Regions from separate parts of the Homo sapiens genome. Here regions 2 and 3 are each linked to region 1. Evidence: read pairs that join two places in POLR2A ChIA-PET (ENCODE). Cell type or tissue: MCF 10A. All regions are shown on one strand. Each heading gives the region's core, and the rest is flanking DNA. Links, peaks and the distances in the headings are about the cores only.

The links. Peaks named below come from ENCODE experiments on the same cell type or tissue, not always from the same donor. Only the 100,000 strongest peaks of a DNase experiment are listed, where the experiment ranks them.
Region 2: POLR2A ChIA-PET joins it to region 1 with 5 read pairs; 4 of 35 experiments call an interaction of 5 or more read pairs at or near these places.
Region 3: POLR2A ChIA-PET joins it to region 1 with 5 read pairs; 2 of 35 experiments call an interaction of 5 or more read pairs at or near these places.

What each region holds. Positions count from the first base shown.
Region 1 is chr6:7,464,651-7,471,715 of GRCh38, reverse strand. No RefSeq gene overlaps it. Among named protein-coding and RNA genes, the nearest start is that of DSP, 73 kb to the left of the region's middle. RefSeq lists an enhancer at 6,815-7,065. In MCF 10A, for the core only: no CTCF peak of the experiment used is centred there; DNase peaks (open chromatin) are centred at 1,815 and 3,075.
Region 2 is chr6:7,572,421-7,577,790 of GRCh38, reverse strand. It overlaps DSP (desmoplakin), which reads right to left. Exons shown (of 24, transcript NM_004415.4): 16 at 3,539-3,705; 17 at 2,996-3,134; 18 at 2,303-2,496; 19 at 1,335-1,497; 20 at 749-832; 21 at 1-12. Among named protein-coding and RNA genes, the nearest start is that of SNRNP48, 15 kb to the left of the region's middle. In MCF 10A, for the core only: no CTCF peak of the experiment used is centred there; no DNase peak of the experiment used is centred there.
Region 3 is chr6:7,520,776-7,529,258 of GRCh38, reverse strand. No RefSeq gene overlaps it. Among named protein-coding and RNA genes, the nearest start is that of DSP, 17 kb to the left of the region's middle. RefSeq lists an enhancer at 2,304-2,805. In MCF 10A, for the core only: no CTCF peak of the experiment used is centred there; no DNase peak of the experiment used is centred there.

The DNA.
Region 1 (7,065 bases), core at 104-5,103:
CACATAATCGAAAGCAGGGACTGGAACACACTTGCTATACACCATGTTCATGCAGCATTATTCCTGGTAGCTAAAATGTGGAAGCAACCCAAGGGTCTACCAACAGATAAATGGATAAACAAAGTGTGGTACATATGTATCATGGAATATAAAGTCATTGGCCTTACAAAGGAAGGTAATTCTGACACATTATAACATGTATGAACCTTGAGGATATATGATGAGTGAAACAAGCCAACTGCAAAGTACCATAGGATTCCACTTATGGGAGGTACCCAGAGTAGGCAAATTCACAGAAACAGAAAGTAAAATGGTGGTTACCAAGGGCTATGGGGAGGGGAATGTGGTTTCAGTTTGGGAAGATGAAGTAGTTCTGGAGATGGATGGTGGTGACGGTTGCACAACAAGGTACATGTACTTTACATTACCGGACTATACACTTAAAAATGGTTAAGATGGTAAATTTTATGTTATATGTATATTTTGCAAAAGAACAAGAACCCAGAACTGGTTCCCCTTGTGAAGCAAATGATGGATGGAAACTCAGGGGATTTCAACATTTAAGGTTGAGGCAGAGGAAGAGGACTCTGCAAAAGAGGCTGGGAAGGGGCAGTTAGAGGTACATGGAAGACTCAGAGCAAGAAGTCATGCTCTCTAAAGATCTCCAAAGAAGAGGGCAAGGTCAAGTGTGTCAAATGCCTTGGAGAGCTTAGGCGAGATAAGGATTGAGAAGTGGCCAGAGTTTGGCAAGAATTGTTTCAGTAGAGAGATGAGGGTGGGAGTGGGCAGCCCGCAGTAGGTGGAGGAACCGTGGGGAAGACTTCAAGTCAGTGAAGTGAGGAGGCAAATGCCATCCTTGATGGTAGAGCAGCATCCAAGCCAGCCAGGGGTGGGTCGCTGGAAAGACAGATTGAGTCCATGGCTGCAGGAGGAGAATGCTAGCAGTTAAAAAGGTGAGACCCAACTAGGGGAACAGAAATGTGTAGGGGTTAAAGACCAGTGATTCTGGCTAGTAAAGGATCCTGAACCACCGAGCGCATTCATTACTGTTGCCCTTATTAATCTTAACCATTGATTATATTCACCCAGACAGGAAGCAATAGTTCTGTGTTATTTAAGTGACCAGTGAACATGAATTATTGAGAACTTACTATGGGCCATGTACTGGAGTTACAAATATAGATGCCTTCCCTTGAGTTTCTCATATCCTTTGAAATACCTGCATTGAAAAAGGCAGAGTAGGCCAGGCGCGGTGGCTCACACCTGTAATCCCAGCAACTTTGGGAAGCCGAGGCAGGCGGATCACCTGAGGTCGGGAGTTCAAGACCAGTCTGATCCGCATGGAGAAACCCTGTCTCTGCTAAAAATACAAAATTAGCTGGGCATGGTGGTGCATGCCTGTAATCCCAGCTACTCAGGAGGCTGAGGCAGGAGAACCACTTGAACCCAGGAGGTGGAGGTCACGGTGAGCCAAGATCATGCCATTGCACTCCAGCCTGGGCAACAAGAGTGAAACTCCATCTCAAAAAAAAGGCAGAGTAAACCTGGATTAATTTCCAAAGCATCAGAAACAGTAAGGAATGTAGATTTTAACAAAGTCTCACTTGTTTTTTGATATATCGGGTTCAGAGAAAAAAAAAGTCTCATGAAGTTTTGCCTTTACAATTTACATTCCCAAGATCTGAGGGGTCAAACAGAAATGAAGGCAAACTCAAATCTAGAGTTCTGTGAGAGTGGCATTTGGGTCAGGGTGGATGGAGAAATAGACCACAAGGCAGGGATGGGAAACTCGGGCTGGCAGGGCTATTGGGACAAGCTCCAAACCAAGCTTACATGGCCTTATGCCAGATGGATATGGATTACAAATGGGAAAACTGCTTTTGGTTTATTTGCTATATAGTTTTTGGAGAAAAAAGTGATTCGACTAAGAATACTAAAGGGAAATAAACTACGAGTGTTAACAGTGATTACCTCTTGGTGGAGGGATTAGGAGTGATTTGATTTTCTTCATAACTTTTCATATTTTAAATATTTGTGATGTAGAATACTAATTCTATAATCTTAGAAAAGATGCTATTTTTAGAATGCAAAAAAAAAAAAAAAAAAATCAAAAAGAGGCAGGATACCAGGAGTGGTGGCTCATGCCTGTAATCCCAGCACTTTGGGAGGAGAAGGCAGGAGGATTACTTGAGCCCAGGAGTTACAGACCAGCCTGGGCAACACAGCAAGACCTTGTCTCTACAAAATATTTAAAAAATTAGCTTGGCGCGGTGGCTCACGCCTGTAACCCTAGCACTTTGGGAGGCCGAGGCGGGCTGATTACCTGAGGTCAGGAGTTCGAGACCAGCCTGGCCAACATGGTGAAACCCCGTCTCTACTTAAAATACAATTAGCCAGGTGTGGTAGTACCCACCTGTAATCCCAGCTACTCGGGAGGCTGAGGCAGGGGAATCGCTTGAACCCGGGAGGCAGAGGTTGCAGTGAGCCGAGATCGCACCACTGCACTCCAGCCTGGGGGACAAGAGTGAGATTTCGTCTCAAAAAAAAAAAAAAAAAAAGAAAAAAGAAAAAATTAGCTGGGCATGGTGGCATGCACCTGTGGTCCCAGCTACTCTGGAGGCTGAGGTGGGAAGATCACTTGAGCACAGGAGTTTGAGGTTATAGTGAGCCTGTGATAGGTTTTGCTCTGGGAGCTGCACATTTGCAACCACTTCCTCAAGGAGATTCTGTAATAGTCCCATTCACAGACATTTTATTTTGTGCTTGTTTCTAAAAATTACTTTGAGTCATAGTCATTTACTCACCTCCATCGCTACGTGTTGACACGTGTGACAGCCAATCTGCTGTTTAATAATGTCTTTCTGCAATTAACCCTCCCACAGTGCAGCTGGGGGACGTGGATACGCGGTCCCCTCTCACAGCAGAACAGGGACGTGGGAAACTCATGCTCTTTTCAGCCATGGGTGGGAGTGCCCGGGCTCTGACTCATCCATGCACCAAACCGCTTTATCTCCTCCTTCCTCGCCCTACGCCCTCCCCATCTCGTCCTCTGTAGAAGCCAGGAGCTGAGATAAAAGTGGGCACACTGCTCCCCAGCTGCGAGGAGGCTGCGGAATTAGGAGCCAGCCTGGAACTCATAGCGCGACCCTGATAAGCTTCACGCATGCGCCATGACGTTCATCCCAGGCTTTCGGAGCCCTTGAGAAGCACTAATGTAGGAATCCTGCAGGCCCTAGGAAGTGATCTGGGCTTGTCAAAGTGGAGAAAACTGTGGCGCAATGGGGCCCAAGGTCATGATGAGTATCTTGCAAGGGGATGCTCCTGCAAGAACTCAGGACTTCTGTGTTATTTTTTAACTCTTCCATCCTCATCCTTCTTCCTGTTACTTTCTGGAATTCAGCTCATGTTTTCAGTAAGTAGGGGAAACATAACAATTCAGTACAAAATATGATCCACAAATAGACACCCACTACTTCCAGCAGCTTTTAGCAAAGCTTTTCCTCCCTAACTCTCCCAGGAGTATCTGATCTCTCAGGTTTTATTTCTTACAGTGCCAGCACCCTTTTGGAAGGCCATTGACTCACGTTGTAAGACTCTGTTTCCCAGACTTCAATGTGCATAAAAGTCACCTGGGATCTTATTAAGCTGCAGCACTTCATCCAATAGGTCTGGGTGGGGCCTGAGGTTCCGGATGTTGAAGAATCTCTCTGAGACTGCTGCTAGTCCACGGACCATACTTTGAGTGGCAAGGAGCTGGACCTAGGAAACCACCTGTAGACCATACTCCTCTTAATAAACGACATCTGGAACCTCACAGTTCCTTCCCTCACTTTCAGCTTTCTGGGAGATTATTCTGCACCTTAAATTATTCCAAGTTTAATCCTTCTGACTCTTTTGAGTCTTGCAAACCACGCTAATGTTAGCATATCACAGCACTGTGTAGAGGTAAGAAAATCATGTTTGTTTAAAAGCCTGTACTAGCTTGGGAGACAGTATTATCTCTGATTGCACTCCACACAATTAATAGACATGCTCCTTGAAGAGTAGTACCAGGTATAATTGTTTGCTAAGCAACATTCCAATGCAATAGACTGAAAAAAGAACAAAATTAATAGGAGGTCATTTGGGAGCAAAAAGAAAAATTACCTTTCAAAACAACCATCCAATGTGTCTCAAGTACATAGTCCAGGCATCTAAGAGGCTTTACACTATTGTTAGTGTCCAACATGACCTTTCGCCTCCACCGTTTTATTTATGGGCCCCGCAGTCGTCATGGCAACACTGATAACCAGCTTCTCAATGCCCAAGGAATGCCAGAGTCATCAAAGCACTCTCATTTTTTTAAGTCTTCCAGCCTGTCACCCGATAAACTAAAAGGCAGTTGAGGCTCGGAGGCACACTTTCTAAATAAGAGGGTAGATGGTAAAACAGGAGCCTCCCCTGACTGAAGACCTCAAGGCCCAGAACAGGAGACCATTACCAAAGGATGAGCCTCGGTTGCGCCCCTCTGGCACAGATACCAACTGTGCAGCCCCTAGGATAAGGACAACGTTTGCATCCAGCAGCATCTTACTGCCCACCAGCACCTCCTGAGATGAGTCTGCATGGTGAGGACCACGGAGACAGGGCTGTGAACTCATCCATCATGTTCCATCCCAAAGTGGGTGGAACAGGCGGTGGCTGAGGGGGCTCTGGTTTCATCTGTACCGCACATTTTCATTCTCTGCACAAACTCCTACAGCCCCACTACATAAAACTTCACTTCGTTCTTTAGTATTGGGAAATATTTCACCTGTACTGAAAAGTGCAGCTAATATTGCAAATATGTCTGTGCCAGCTTTATCAAACATTGATTTTGTTTAAAAGAAACAAACCTGTATGGGTATTGTTAATATTCTCTGGGTGTCCCTCCCAATCCTCTTTCTCTTCCTCTTTGCAGAGCTAACTATCATCTTGACTTTGCTATTTATCATTCCCATGCATATTTTATGCTATCGCTTCGTTATATAATAAAAATGTGTTATTGTTTTGCATGACTTTGCAGAAACAGTATCACACTGTATGCATCCACTTGCAAACTTGATTTTTTTCACTCAATGTTATGTTAGTGAGATGTATCCATGTTGATACATGTAACTCTAGTTCATTTTTTTTTTTTTTTTTTGAGAGGGAGTCTCGCTCTGTCACCCAGGCTGGAGTGCAGTGGCGCAATCTCTGCTCACTGCAACCTCTGCCTCCCGGGTTCAAGCGATTCTCCTGCCCCAGCCTCCCAAGTAGCTGAGATTACAGGCACCCGCTACCATGCCTGGCTAATTTTTGTATTTTTAGTAGAGATGGGGTTTCACCATGTTTGCCAGGCTGATCTCGAACTCCTGACCTCAAGTGATCCACCTGCCTCGGCTCCCCAAAGTGCTGGGGTTACAGGTGTGAGCCACCGTGCCCCGCCAAGTTCATTCATTTTTATTTGCTGAATAGTAATGCATTGTATGAAGAAAAATGATTTACTTGTTCATTCTCCCATTCAAGGGCATTTAAATTTCTTATTCTTTGGAGTCTAATTTGCAAACCATGCTAATGTTAGCACATCACAGCACTGTATAGAGGTAAGAAAGTCATACTTGTTTAAAAGCCTATACAAACTACGGAGACAGTATTATCTCTGATTGCACTCCACATAATTAATAGCCATGCTCTAATGGATAAGTTAGTTATTGCTTAAATTTTTCACTCTTTCAAATAAGGTGTTCACAAACATACTTGTAAATGTCTCCCTGTGCCCATGTCCCCAGGCTTCTTACCTAGGAGTGGAATTGTTGGGACACAAAGTAGGTATATCTTTAACTTAACTAGATGCCATCCTCCCTGGAGTTCTCAGTGTTCCTGAAAATTCTGGACCTTTTAAGGTCCAATTAATTTGCTCTTCCAACATCTACCAACTCACACTTCCACCAGCAGTAGGGAGAGTAGCTATCTCCTATCTCTCCACATCTTTACCAACACTTAGAATAGTCAGACTTTTTATTTTCTGGTAGTCTAGTGGAAAGCAAATTCCATCCCTACCCCTTTTATTAATTTATGTATTTTATCTTTTTTTTTTTTTTTGAGGCAGGGTCTCACTCTGTTGCCCAGACTGGAGTGCAGTGGAATGAACATGGCTCACTGCAGCCTCAGCCTCCCAGTCCCAAGCAATCGTCTCAAAGTAGCTGGGACTACAGATGCGCACCACCACGTCCAGCTAATTTTTGTGTTTTTTAGAGAGACAGGGTTTCGCCATGTTGCCCAGACTGGTCTAGAACTCCTGAGCTCAAGCGATCTGCTTTCCTCAGCCTCCCCAGTGTGTTGGGATTGTAAGCGTGACCCACTGTGCCCAGCGTATTTATTTTTAATTTTTTCAGCTTTATACTTTGTCAAGGCATACTTGACAAATAAAAATTGTCTATATTTAAGGTATACAATATGATATATATGGTGAAATGATTACCACTATCAAGCTAATTAATATATCCATCAACTCAAATGGTTATCCTTGTGTGTGTGGTGAGAACACTTAAGATCTATTCTCACAAATTTCAAGTATATAATACATTATTATTAACTATGTCAGCATGCTGTATATATGGTTTCCATCCTCCACTTTTTAAAAACAGCTTTATTGACATATAATTTATATACCATACAATTTACCCATTGAAGGTGTATAATTCAGTGACTTTTAGTATATTCACAGAATTATGCGTCCATCACCACAATTAATTGTAGAATATTTTCATTATCCCCAAAAGAAATTTCATTCCTCTTAGCTGCCACCTGCAATTCCTCTCTCCTCTCCTGAAGTCTCCCCTGCCTTAGGCAACCACTGATCCACTTCCTATGGCTATAGATTTGCCTATTCTGGACTTTTTATATAAGTAGAATTATATTTTCATTTTCTTCACAAATTCCTATAACCTGAAATGTAACACATCACACACCTTTTTGTAAATATTGGGAAATATTTCAGCATTTTATTGGTACCTATTTTAATTTAAATTTCCATTTCCCTAATTGCTAGCTAAGTCCAGCAAT
Region 2 (5,370 bases), core at 1-5,000, 110 kb before region 1:
GAGCTCATAATCCTGCAGCATAATGAAGTTTAAGAAAAGTGTCCTTCATAGACTTAAAAAGCATCACTAACAGCTACAGTTCCACAGTTTTAAATCATTGGGCTGCACGTCTAATTGCCCACTCCAAAGACTTTGCGCCACTAGTGGCCAAGCAACTAATACTACATTAGCGTGGTGGCTCACACCCATAATCCTGGCACTTTGGGAGGCCGAGCCGGGCAGATCCCCTGAGATCGGGAGTTCAAAACCAGCCTGACCAACACGGAGAAACCCTGTCTCTACTAAAAATATAAAATTAGCCGGGCATGGTGGTGCATGCCTGTAATCCCAGCTACTCAGGAAGCTGAGGCGGGAGAATCACTTGAACCCAGGAGGCAGAGGTTGCGGTGAGCCGAGATCACACCACTGCACTCCAGCCTGGGCAGCAAGAGCGAAACTCTCTCCAAACAAACAAACAAACAAACAAACACCATTATTAAACCAAGCAGTACATCTTTGTATGCTAAATGGAGAATGCAGCACCTACCACCAGTCAAAGAATAGAAACCAGCCATTCAAATGGATACTGCCAATGTGGAATGAATTCAAGCTAATAGATTTTTAATTTTTATGGTTTGTTCAGAAAAGAATATATACAGACCGTAATTGCTATCCTCAGGAAGTGTATACGCTTTACAACAAATCAGCAAGTCATGCAGTTAATAATAATCTTGGTGAAATACCAACATTCTTTATGAAACCAACATACCTTAATTGAATTGGCGCAAAGTTCAGCAATTTTTTGTACTTCCTCTGATTTGTCTCGTTTGCCAGATATTTCACTGTGCAAGTTCTATACAAAAAGTGAAATATTTACCAATGTTAATGCATACAAATATTTTTAAATAAATGTGATTTCACTCTTTTACCACTGTTATTTGTACCCTTTTTTCAGTTTATTACTACATGTACTTGTCTCATATTTTTATAGTTACAGCTTAGGAGATGAGCATTTTTTCCATTCAGAGAAGAGAAGCAAGCCCTTTAACTTACTATCTGTAAGAGGTTACTTTCTAGTCAGCCTGTTTTCTGGGCCTATCCCCTCAATTTATAAAGATAATTTATGATAACATGAAGAGAACAATATCACGTTATTTCTATGTTCATAATTTGCATTTCCTTGTAAACATCTCAGTTGCTTTTCCTCTGGGCATTCTTTAAGCCTTCACAAAATGGGTTAGTAATATTAAATATTCATCATTTCAAACCTAGGCACTGATACAAAAACCAGAGGAAAACATGAATTACACCCAATTAATCTCAAAACAGCTATGGAACAAAAAGTTGGCTTATACCTTCTGCTCATTCAAAAACCGCATGACTGTGTTGGAATCTCCAAATTTCATGGATTCTAAGGAATCCTGGCGGCGTTTAGCATCATAGAGCCACTTGCAGAAAGCCTGATAGTTATCACGATAATTCCTCAATTGCTTGATTTGTTTCTCCAGGTCCCATAACCTGGGGGGAAATAGATACAATAAAATCATTATCTTATTAGTTCCTAAAATATGTAACATAGAATCACCCAGAAATTCACTTGATATATACCCAAGAAAACTGATCATATTCCCACATAAAAACTTATACATGAATGTTCATAGCAGCACTTTTTATCACAGCCAAAAACTGGAAACAACTCAGGTATCAACTGATGAAAAGATCAACAAAATGTGGCACTGCCAAACAATGGAATATTATTCAATCATAAAAACACATGAAAAAAATAGAAAATGATGTACTGAAACATGATACAACACAGATGAACTCTGAAAGCACGATACTAAGTGAAAGAAGCCAGTCACAATGGACTACATATTGTATGATTCCAGTCATATAAAATTTCCAGAATAGGCAGATTCATATTCCAGAGATTTTTTAAACTCTTATTTGCAGAAAGGCATTTTTTTTGGTCTAAGATTTAATTTTCATAAACTTTTGGAGAATGCTAACTCAAGGCAGCTACTCCTTCCAAGAGTCATAACAAGAGTTTATAGGACACAAAAGAGCTGGCTAAAGGGCTTCTGCCGTTTCTCTAAGACCCTGGATGGCACCTGGCCTGCACAGGGTTGGCTATCGTGATGCATTCTCCTTCCATTTCTAACAAAGCTGCATACAGGCAGTCCATGAAAAGAGCATCTGTTACGCCTAACTTACACAAAAAACAAAACCTCTGTTTTCTTCAGTGGTTCCCTTCAAGTGACATTATCTTGTGAACAACCAAAAGGGGAGAAGATGGGGAAGGAGCGGGAGGAGGCTGGCATACCTAAAGTCGATCTGTTTATCTATCCTTTGCCAGCGGTCTGTCAGCTGTGTGACTTTTTCACCGAACTTGCCCAAGTCCAGATCATAAAGTGGATACTGCTGTGAAGTCTGAGAGTGGATCTGCTGGGCTTTCTGTAGTTCTGTCTTCATAGTGGCCAACAACGACTTCTTCAAGTTCAAGTCATTTTTTATTTTCTGCAAGATGAAAAAAAAAAAGATTGCAAATTAATCCCTTCTCCCATTGTATGCTACACTACAAGTCACCAAATTGGGCGGCAAAGTTTATAAAACACTTTAGAATATTCATAATTTAAAGTGTTAACAGTCAATCCAGGGAAATATATTTACTGAATTGCATTTCCCAGTATTTGTTCCAATAATCTTGTTCTTTGTGCTATCCTGTTATAATAATAATATGAACATATTAAAGTTTCTAAGAAGTCCCACAGTAAAGAAACCAGTTTAACTCAGCATTCCCCAAACTAATCCCATCACGAATTACTTTCTTATATAGTTCCTGCTAACACAGTCTGGAAAACAGAGTTACAGAGATGACAACTGATGTCAACCTGTGTGGCCACTGAAACCCAATAATCCTCAAAACTCATGAAAACCCAGTGAGGCTTTATAATTGGGAGCTCAGATCTGAATTAGTTCCTGTAAGTTGGGCCACTGTTATAAGCTTTCAAGTTACCTTCAGTCCACAGCGGTAAGCTTCCACTTTATCCAGGTCCAGGCAGACAGTTTCCTCCTCAGTGAGCCTGGCTTCATAAACCTTTAACATGTCTTCTGTTTGGAGAATAGCCTGGAGCAGTGCCCTTACTGTGCATAAGCTGGAAAGAGCAAAAGAAGCACATAAAATTGCCAGTGACATAATTAGTCTGTGAAGATTTGCCTCTCACAGCTAGTAATGAAAGGGAACAACGTCAAAGCAGATAAAAATTTATTTTGTCTGTTTTTTGGTCTATTGTGATTCAGACCAACATTTTGTATTCGCTGAAGAATTCTCAAGTTCTGGCCCTTAGAGCATAACTTAGTTCTAAGATAACATTATAGTTCAGAATAGTGGAATTAACATGCGAGGCTAGCGGAATTAACATGCTCTCCAAACCACAGAAGGATGTAAGTAAATCTCTAGTAACAGAGAAACTGTAAGGCAAGCATCTAAAGCAAATGAAGACCCAGAAAAAGAAGCTTGAGAAAAGGAAAATATGAGATTAGTGTTAGCTGAGTTTACCTATTTAAGTAGCCATCTGTAACACCATTGATATTTTCCAGTTTCTGAAATAGTCCAAATACTTCATTCTGTAAATAGCAGTACTTTTCAGAACCTCTGAAGTTGGCAAGCATATCTTTAAGCTGGTTGAGAACCTCAGCAATTGCTTGTGAATCATTCTGCACACTCTGTCAAAAATGAAGGAAAGCTCTTTTGATTTAGCTGATTCTTTTTATTACTGTATATATTTAAGGTGTACAATATGCTGTTTTAATACACATAGACACAGTGAAATGATTACATCAGGTAAGTAAATTAACACATCAGTCAACTTCCATGGTTATCTTTTTTTGTATGTGTGGTAAGAGCACCTAAAATCTACTCTCAGCAAAATTTCAATATACACTACAAGATTACTACCTGTAGTCTTGCGCTGAATTTAGATCTCTAGATTTATTCATCCCACACAAATGCAAGTTTGTATCCTTTACATCTTCCCATTTCCTCCTCCCTCCCCACCCCGGTAATCACCATCCTACTCTCTGTTTCCCTGCATTCAACTTTTTTCTTAGAATTTACACATAAGTGAAATCAAGCAGTATTTGTGTCTGGTGTATTTCACTTAGCATAATGTCCCCCACATTCATCCATGCTTTTGCAAATGGCAGGATCTCTTTCTTTCTTTTTTTTTTTTTTGAGACAGAGTCTCGCTCTGTCGCCCAGGCTGGAGTGCAATGGCGTGATCTCAGCTCACTGCAACCTCCATCTCCTGGGTTCAAGCGATTCTCCTGCCTCAGCCTCCTGAGTAGCTGAGATTACAGGCGCACGCCACCACACCCAGCTAATTTTTGTACTTTTTAGTAGAGATGGGGTTTCACCATGTTGGTCATGCTGGTCTTGAACTCCTGACCTTGTGATCCACCCGCCTCGGCCTCCCAAAGTGCTGGGATTACAGGCGTGAGCCACCGCACCTGGCCCCAGGATCTCTTTCTTTTTTAAAGGTAAATAGTACCCCACTGTGTGTGTGTATAGTCATGTGTCTACTAATGATGTTTTGGTCAATGATGAACTGTATACACAATGGTGGTCCCTTAAGATATATACACACACACATATGTACATACATACATATAAACACACACACACACACACACATTTTTTTTTAAAGAGAAGGGTCTTGCTCTGTTGCCCAGACTGGAGTACAGTGGTACAATCATAGCTCCCTGCAGCCTCCAACTCCTGAGCTCAAGCAAGTAGCTGGGATTACAGGCATGTGCCCCTGCATCCAGCCCCCGTAAGATTATAATACTGTATTTTTATTGTATCTTTTCGACGTTTAGATATATTTAGATACACACTTACCATTGTGTCACAATTGCCTACAGTATTTAGGACAGTCACATGCCCTACAGGTTTGTAGCCTAGGTGTATAGTAGGCTATACCATCTAGGTTTGTGTAAGTATGCTCTATGGCGCTTGCATGACAAAATCGCCTAACCATGCATTTCTTAGAATGTGCCCCGGTCATTAAGCAACACAACTACATTCCAATTTTGGCATACTGATCACACAGAGGTTAGTACTCTGCATTGTAGCTGTGTGAATCTTATGATCATTTTTGCCCTTAAAAAGTCCACTAAAAGTAAAGGATTCAAGGAAGAGAGAGGAGTTGACCTTCTATTTCTTTCTTGAGTATGGCCTCATTAGCACTGTAAATGTGATCCTCTTAGAATATCTCTATTTAGGCCTTCCAGTGCAGTGTGCCCAGGCTTGGTTGAGCAGAAAACATCACTGAGTTAGGAGCTGACACACCTGGGCCATAGTCACACTCTGTCTATGGCTTTGAGATCGTA
Region 3 (8,483 bases), core at 1,871-6,870, 56 kb before region 1:
GTTCTTCTCACTCCAAAGAATTAAGCTCTAAACAGTTTTGCTAGGTCGCCTCGGTCAGAAAATATACAACGGGTGGGTAGTTAGTGGTTCTTATCTATCACAGTCCACAGGAGGCAAACACACCAAAAGGTTGACAGTGATGATCTCTGGGTATTGGAATAATATTTTCTTTTTTATCCTTTATTTTCCAAATTTTTGTCTCTGCAATAACTTTCTTGACAGAAAAAATAAAATAAAGACATTTGAGTTACAATATCTTTATCTTTAGAAAAATAAAAACAGTAGACTCCATGGCCGTAATGTTTAACTCAGACTCAATGTCTCCATTGTTGTTTTGTCTGGAATAAGCTGAAAACTCCTCCAGGCAGGAGTGCTGCCCTTCATGACACTGATTATCCTGCCAGGCCCTGGATGACAAACTCTAATAATATATCTACTCCATTCCTCCGCCTACTCAGTCTGCAATTCTATCTGAAAAGTCATCAGGTCTGTCTGTGTCCCACAAGACCTGCGATGGTTTCCCACAACCCCTACCCCACTCAGATGTGCAGAACTGGATTAATCATACGTCATAGCTCATGACACACTCATCTCTGGTCCCTGCATTCCCCATCACCCTATTTGTAAAATAAGATAAAGAACATCCACCAGCTCACCACCCAAAACGAGTGTAATTTATATCCATCTGCTCACCTGAGCGAACTCTCCTGGATATTGAGTTTTTGGTTTACTATTCACTTCCTATTAAGTATATGTGTGTTTTATAGTTTTATCATAAATATACCTATTCTGGAAAACTTTGTTGTTTCATTTTAGTTGTTTTTAACATTGTGAAGGGAGCTTAATGTCGTGTGTAATTCTTGGACTTAACTTGCTTTTTTATTTTTGTTTTTTTATTTTGTTTGTTTGTTTTTGAGATGGGGTCTTGTTCTGTCACCCAGGCTGGAGTGTAATGGTGTGATCTCAGCTCACTGCAACCTCCACCTCGTGGGTTCAAGTGATTCTCGTGCCTCAACCTCCTGAGTAGCTGGGATTAGATGCCCGCCACCACATTCAGCTAATTTCTGTATTTTTAGTAGAGTTAGGTTTAATTAGTTTGGCCAGGCTGGTCTCAAACTCCTGACCTCAAGTGATCTGCCTGCCTCAGCCTCCCAAAGTGGATTACAGGCGTGAGCCACTGCACCCGGCTTTAACTTTCTCACTATTATATTATTCAGATTTATCCACTTTGTTGCGTGTCACTATAAGACCATCTGCCATTTAATGATTTAATAACTTTCCATTGTATGAACGTATTACATTGTATTTATCTTTTCTGCTGTTGATGGACAACTGGTTGATTTATACATTTTTGCTATTACAAAAAGGTCTACTCTGAACATCTTTAGATATGTCTCCTGGGTTTTCTTGTTGGTATATACCCAAGGATGGAAGGTTAGACCATAGAATATATGAATTTTCACATAGAGTATGTCAATTTTCACACACAAAAAGGCCAAAGTGTCGTCTCAGATGGTGGCACCACTTTATATCTGCACCAGTTGTGAATAAGAAACCTAGAAAGCTGCCTGCTTTTCAGATCCACATACAGATTCCCCAATATAAACTGTTACATCCTTAACCAAGGTTTCAGACCAGATTTATGCTAAAGTTCTAGTTCCGGGCTAGAGCGTCTTACCCTTTGTAAAGTTCTTTGGGGAAATACATGTGATTTTTCTCAGTCTTCTTGGATTGATCTAATTTTTAAGAACCCCAGAGAATACCTAGCCCTAACAGCATCTTCCTGTGTTACGGAAAAGCAATACTGAGTTGGGTGTTCTTACCTCTTCCCTGGTGCTCCACAAACTCACAGAGGATGTCATGTGGTTAACAGAAGACAACATCAAGTAGTCACCGACAATAGTAGTTATTGGAAGAAGAAAGTGGCTATTTTTTCAATTTAATTAAATGTGGTAATGAATGAGTGAATTCCCCCCAAGGGTAGGAGAAAGGAGAGTCCTTATTTTTCTTTGTTTTTTATTTCTTTTTTTTGGAATCATTTTTCCCCCAGAGATAGTCCCTTTATCTAAGAAAAAATAACTTCCTCCTGAAAGACAGACCGCTTTTCCAAAAACATAAAAGAAGCAGGCCACCTGCGCTAGCTCCTCTGTGTCTTCCTAGTCAAGTGAAATTGAAGGGGGCAGAGGAGGTCTCCGTGCACCGTGGAGGGGAAGGGAAGTATCCGCGGGACGTGGAGGAGGGAGGGGAGATCTCCATGGAGGCTGGAGGGGGAAGGGAGGTGACCACAGCTCTGCTTCCTCCTCAGGGAAGGGGAGTGGCCCAGTGTGGCTCCAACCACCAGGCTTCACCTGTGCCCTCGGCCCCACCACAGGCAGAGCCTGTTGCTGGACTTCCAGTTCACTTTTGTTCAGGCAAGTGAGTCTCCGTCATTGGCAGTTTAGCCCCGAGTTCAGTTCCACGTTTATAGATTATTCCCTCTCCATTGCCCATTCTAATACTCACCGCTGTTGATCTTCCCAAGTCTCTAAAAAAAAAAACAAAAAAAAAAAACAAAAAAAAGCCTACCCCTCAAATCACCTTTCCTTGACTCAGTTCATGCAGCAGGCTCCACACTTCTCGTCAACCCATTCCTCCAATGTCTCTTCTCTAACTCAGTACTCACCCACAGTGATTTTCAAAAGTGTGGTCTTTCTTTTTTTCTTTTTTTTTTTTTGAAACGGAGTTTTGCTCTTGCTGCCCAGGCCAGAGTGCAATGACATGATCTTGGCTCGCGGCAACCTCCGACTCCCAGGTTCAAGCGATTCTCCTGCCTCAGCCTCCCGAGTACATCCTCCTGGGATTACAGGAGTGTGCCACTAAGCCCAGCTAATTTTTGTATTTTTAGTACAGACAAGCTTTCACCATGTTGGCCAGGCTGGTCTCAAACTCCTGACCTCAGGTGATCCGCCCACCTTGACCTTCCAAAGTGCTGGGATTACAAGCATGAGCCACTGTGCCCAGCCAAAAATGTGGCCTTTCAAGAGTCAGCAGGCGTGTTGGTAGATGGTTTAAGTGACCACCTTACCAATTCCAAATGAATTGAGATGTGAGACCTCTGACCTCTCCTCAGTCAGTCCTTTGTCTCTATTTCCATAGTTGTCACTCTGGTCAGGAACTTGACCACTTCTCGCTTAGTATGGATTGCCCCCTTCCTTTCCACACCAGCACCAGGCTAACCCTCTGAAAAGTTCCCTTCTCATGCCATTCTCCTCCTCATGAATCTTCTTTGGCTCCCACTATCCACAGGTAAGATACACACTCCACAGCCTGGCAGGCCACTCCCTCCACAGCCGAATCCCAATACTCAATCCCAGGTGCCTTCCTGCCTCTGTGCTTTGGTTCCTGCCCTCTCCCACTGCAGTGCCCTCCTCTCTTCTCCATGCACGGTTAGATTCACCTCTTGCTCTCCATGACACCCTTCCATGTCACCAAAGCCCATAGTTCATTTAAAAAAAATTCATCCCGCCATCTATCCATTTATCCTTCCCTTCATTCAACAAATGTTTTCCTTTTACTGAGTACTTATGAGTCAAGCATTGTGCTAGATTCTGTGGAAGCAAAAATAAGTAAGTCATACTTCCCATCCTGGAGGGATTTAGTCTAATAGAATAAACACTAGCTACCATTTAGTTTGCACATATTATACATTAGCTATAGTACAAAGCATTTAATATATTTTGTCATAAATTATCTTCACAATAACACAATATGAGAGGTATTATAATTATAATCTTGATTTTATTGACGATAAAACAGAGGCTTAGCGGGGTCAGGTTATCTATCCATGGTCACTTGGGTGGCAATCAGCAGAGCCAGGAATGCGAGTCTGTAAAAACCTGCTCTGATGTCCGCCCTGGGAACACACTTCCTCTCACCATACCACTCACCTTCCTCTCCCTCTCTCTCTACCTTTCCCTCCTGCTGTCTCTTTGAGTTCACAGCATTTCGCAATTGATCATGTACTATATGTTTTCTCCTTGCATTTTCTTAACTCATTATGTAACTTCTGTGTGCACTTATTTCGTATTTCTTCAATTAGATTTGTAAATGCTGGGCCGGGCGCGGTGGCTCATGCCTGTAATCCCAGCACTTTGGGAGGCCAAGGCAGGCGGATCACAAGGTCAAGAGATCAAGACTATCCTGGCCAACATGGTGAAACCCCATCTCTACTAAAAATACAAAAAAATTAGCTGGGCGTGGTGGTGTGCACCTGTAGTCCCAGCTACTTGGGAGGCTGAGGGAGGAGAATCGCTGGAACACGGGAGGCGGAGGTTGCAGTGAGCCGAGGTCATGCCATTGCACTCCAGCCTGGTGACAGAGCGAGACTCCGTCTCAAAAAAAAAAGATTTGTAAATGCCATGAGACAAAGGGAGTTAGGAAAGGATGAAATCAAGAATATCATGCCTTGTGCAGAGTGGGATTCATATGTATGTTCCAGTTAAAACAGGTTTGGGATGTCAACACCTCAACATTTCATAGAGCTAGGAGGAGGTCATCCGTGAGTTAAACATAGATCACCAACAGTCTCAAACAGTGACCCCCAAACTTTTAAATTACAAGGGCCATCTTGTTATTAGAAACTCCTAATTTGCTTCTAAGCAAAGAAATCTTCTGACAATAACCAATGGAATAAATATTATGTATTAGCATTATTTTTAAAACAGTCATGAATTTAGTGATGCCTTTGAGCAAATTTGTGTTTTATTAATTGCAATTACACATCCCCATGTTTTTGAATAGTATGAGTAGGTGTAAAATATTATGCATGCAGTCTATAGATAATGCTTGCAGCCCCACAATTTTAAATGCCTCATCAGGCATCCATGTCCTATAGACTAGGAATCACTGGTTTATGAGTTCGCTACCCCTGAGCTGAGAGTGGACAAGGTGAGCTCACCTTGTAAAGGATCATGCTTCCCTTCTGAGTCCAGAATTCTTTTGTGGGAAGGAATCTTAGTTTAGGGCAGAGCTCTGACATTTTTCTGTCTTCTCTATTCAATAAGAGTACAAAAGGGGGAGGATCTCCCCTCACTGATTATGCAATATAATTACTACAGCCGTGAATGGGATTAACAGTCGTGGGTTCAGTGTGACAAATTTAAAAACAACTCAGTGAGCTCATTTTTAATGTCTCTTTCCTCTTTCCAGTTCAGATCTCAGAGAAATTTGAACTAACAGGGGTGAGTTCAGTCAAAGCTGGCTGTGTGCAAACTATCAACTGGTAACAGAATGCTGGCCATGGGAAGAGGAGGAGTTTCTCCCCTGTGCCCTTTGTTAAAACTTTTTTGGTAACTCATCTTTGGTTTTCGTTTTTTTTTTTTTTTTTTTTTTTTGAGGCAGGGTCTCACTTTGTCACCCAGGCACCACCCCTGAGTGGTCTTGGCTCACTGCAACCTCTGCCTCCTGGGTCCAAGTGATTCTTGTGCCTCAACCACCCAAGTAGCTAGGATTACAGGCATGTGCCACCACACCCAGCTAATTTTTGTATTTTTAGTAGAGACAGGGTTTCACCACGTTGGCCAGGCAGGGCTCGAACTCCTGTCCTCAGGTGATTCTCCCACTTCGGCCTCTCAAAGTGCTGGGATTACAGACGTGAGCCACCACACCTGGCCTCATCTTTGTTTTTTATTGAAAGTCAAGGCTATATAGTCTGGGTAAAGAGTGTTGCTGAGTGAGTCTGGAAGAAATCATCTGAAGCAAGAACTATATGATTTATTGCATAACACAAAAAGGATATGTAGTATTTTGTTCATACATCTACCTAATTCTTCCTTAAGGATGCCTCAGATCCTTCTGCCATAAGCCTTTAAAATGAAAGGCAATACACAAAAAGGTAGAATATGATGCTCACCATCATTGTAGAACTAACAGGAAAGGTGGCAGCCTAGAAAGGAGTGAGTATTATTCCAAGAAAGAAACAGGCCCATACACAAACAACTGCAAATACGTTGTGGTGACTTAACTAAGAGATTAGACTTAATTTAAAAAGTAATAATGATCTTATTCATTTCAATCTAAACAATTCAGAGTTTTACCAGTTTATTTTAGAGAAACATGGACAATACTATTGCCCTCATCCCAAAATATATACAGAGCCCTTATCATGTGCATGGCATAATGAAAAGCAACAATATTCTATTTTAAGGAATTAGGTGCCTCTTATAGTCTAAAGGTCAGATCTAGAAATACTGTTCTCTATTTGGGCTTCCAAATTTCCCTCTGGTCTGAAGAACAGATCTCTCCCTTGAGAAGTTCAGCTTCTCAAACAATGTCAGGCACATAATAGGACTCAGGAAAGATCTGTTGAATGAATGAATGAGTGAATGAGTGAATGAATGAGCTCATGAACGGGGTGCCTGTCACTTCAGCAAACAAATGTCTCAACACAAAACCACAAGCAGTGGTGTCTGCCTGTAGGCCCAGCTAGTCGGGAGGCTGAAGTGGGAGGACTGCCTGAGCCCAGGAGTTTGAGGCTATAGTGCACTATGATTGCATTTGTGAATAGCCAGTGCACTCCAGCCTGAGACATATTTTAAAAAGAAAAAAATGTATGAACACAGACATCCCATCCTCATTCAGGAAAAACTCAGAATGGAACTTCAGGCAGATGGTGAAAAGCCACACATTCTACCAGTTGCTTTAACTGCACTGTTTCCCCTTCCAAACCTGGATTTCTTATGGTCTTTACATCAAAAGTAGAAGTGAAAGCGGATTCTCCATGGTTGTGTGCACCTTTTGAATGATAAATAGTCAATCATTTTAAGGCAGTGTGTACAGGGGTGGCTGAGTCTGGAGAGTGGGATTTGTTGAGGAAGGTCTGTACGAGGAGCCCAAGGCAAGGATAGCGTGGGGTAGAGAAGGATGTCTACTGAGGATAGAAATAGGAAAGGAGAAATCAATGCAGGAAAAACAGGAAGCTCTGTGTGTGTGTATGTGCACATTTCACACGTGCATAAAAGTAAAATATGCAAATATATATGACTTGAATCGGATCCACAAATAAGCACTAAAATACACCAGCTACAGAGATGTTCTCTGTAAAATACACCAGAACAGAGATGTTCACAGCCCCTCTAGGTCAAACGATTAAACGAAAAGACTGATGGCATCTGTGGGAAAGATGTTTTAGCTTTTGAGCTCTACAGCTTTATATCAAGCTCATCCAATCACTCTAGGGCACTAAGGAAAAAGATGAAAAAAAATAGCATTCTTTATCATTATAACTGATGAGATAAAAATACTGACAAGACAGCTTTCTGTCCACAGGAACAAACTTAAACTGGTTAACTTGAAAAGGAAACATTCAAAAACAGATGATATGAATACATGGCGTTAGAATTAGGGTAGTGGTGGCCAGGCACAATGGCTCACGCCTGTAATACTAGCACTTTGGGAGGCTGAGGCAGGCGGATTACTTGAGGCCAGGAGTTTGAGACCAGCCTGCCCAACATGGTGAAACCCTGTCTCTACAAAAAATACAAAAATTAGCCAGGTGTGGTGGTATGCACCTGTAATTCCAGCTACTCAAGAGACTGAAGCACAAGAATCACTTGAACCTGGGAGGCAGAGGTTGCAGTGACCCAAGATTGAACCATTGCACTCCAATCTGGTGACAGAGTGAGACTCTGTCTCAAAAAAAAAAAAAAAAAAAAAGAATTAGGGTAATAGTTACCTTGGGTAGGGAGTGACCAAAAGGGTCCAAAGAGGGGACTTCTGGGATGACAGTAATGTTTTGTTTCTTGACCTGGGGACATGGTGTGTTGATGAGTGAGGAAATTCATCCCACTCTGTACTTATGATTTGTATGTATTTCTATATGAATATTACACTTTAGTAAAAAGTTTACTCAAAATGCCTACATAGACATTTGTTTTGTTTTGTTTTGAGATAGGGTCTCACTCTGTCGCCCAATGGAGTGCAGTGGCACTATCAGAGCTCACTGCAGCCTCAACCTCTCTGGGCTAAGGTGATCCCTCCTATCTCAGCCTCCCAAGGAGCTGGGACTACAGGTGCCTGCCACCACATCTGGCTAATTTTTGTATTTTTTGTAGAGATAGGTTTTGCCATATTGCCCAGGCTGGTCTCTAACTCCTGGGCTCGAGCAATCTTTCCACCTCGGCCTCCCAAAGTGCATGGATTATAGACATGAGCCACCATGCCCAGTGCTATCTAGAAATTTCAAGATTATTTCATTGGCAATTGAATCTCTATAAAAACACAAGCAACTTCAAAACTTATATATATTTTCTTTAATGAGGGTGGTGATGGATGGAATTCTAGCAATGAAGAGAAAGAGAGCCTATTCATAAGTCAAGTGTTTGGAGCTTCCCAGGGAGATGAGACGTTAGTCCTACATAATTATTAAAGGAAATATTGTGCTACACTTACTATGGAGCCCAAACTGATGGGCCAGATAAAAGTCTAGGCTCTCTGCAGGTCATACA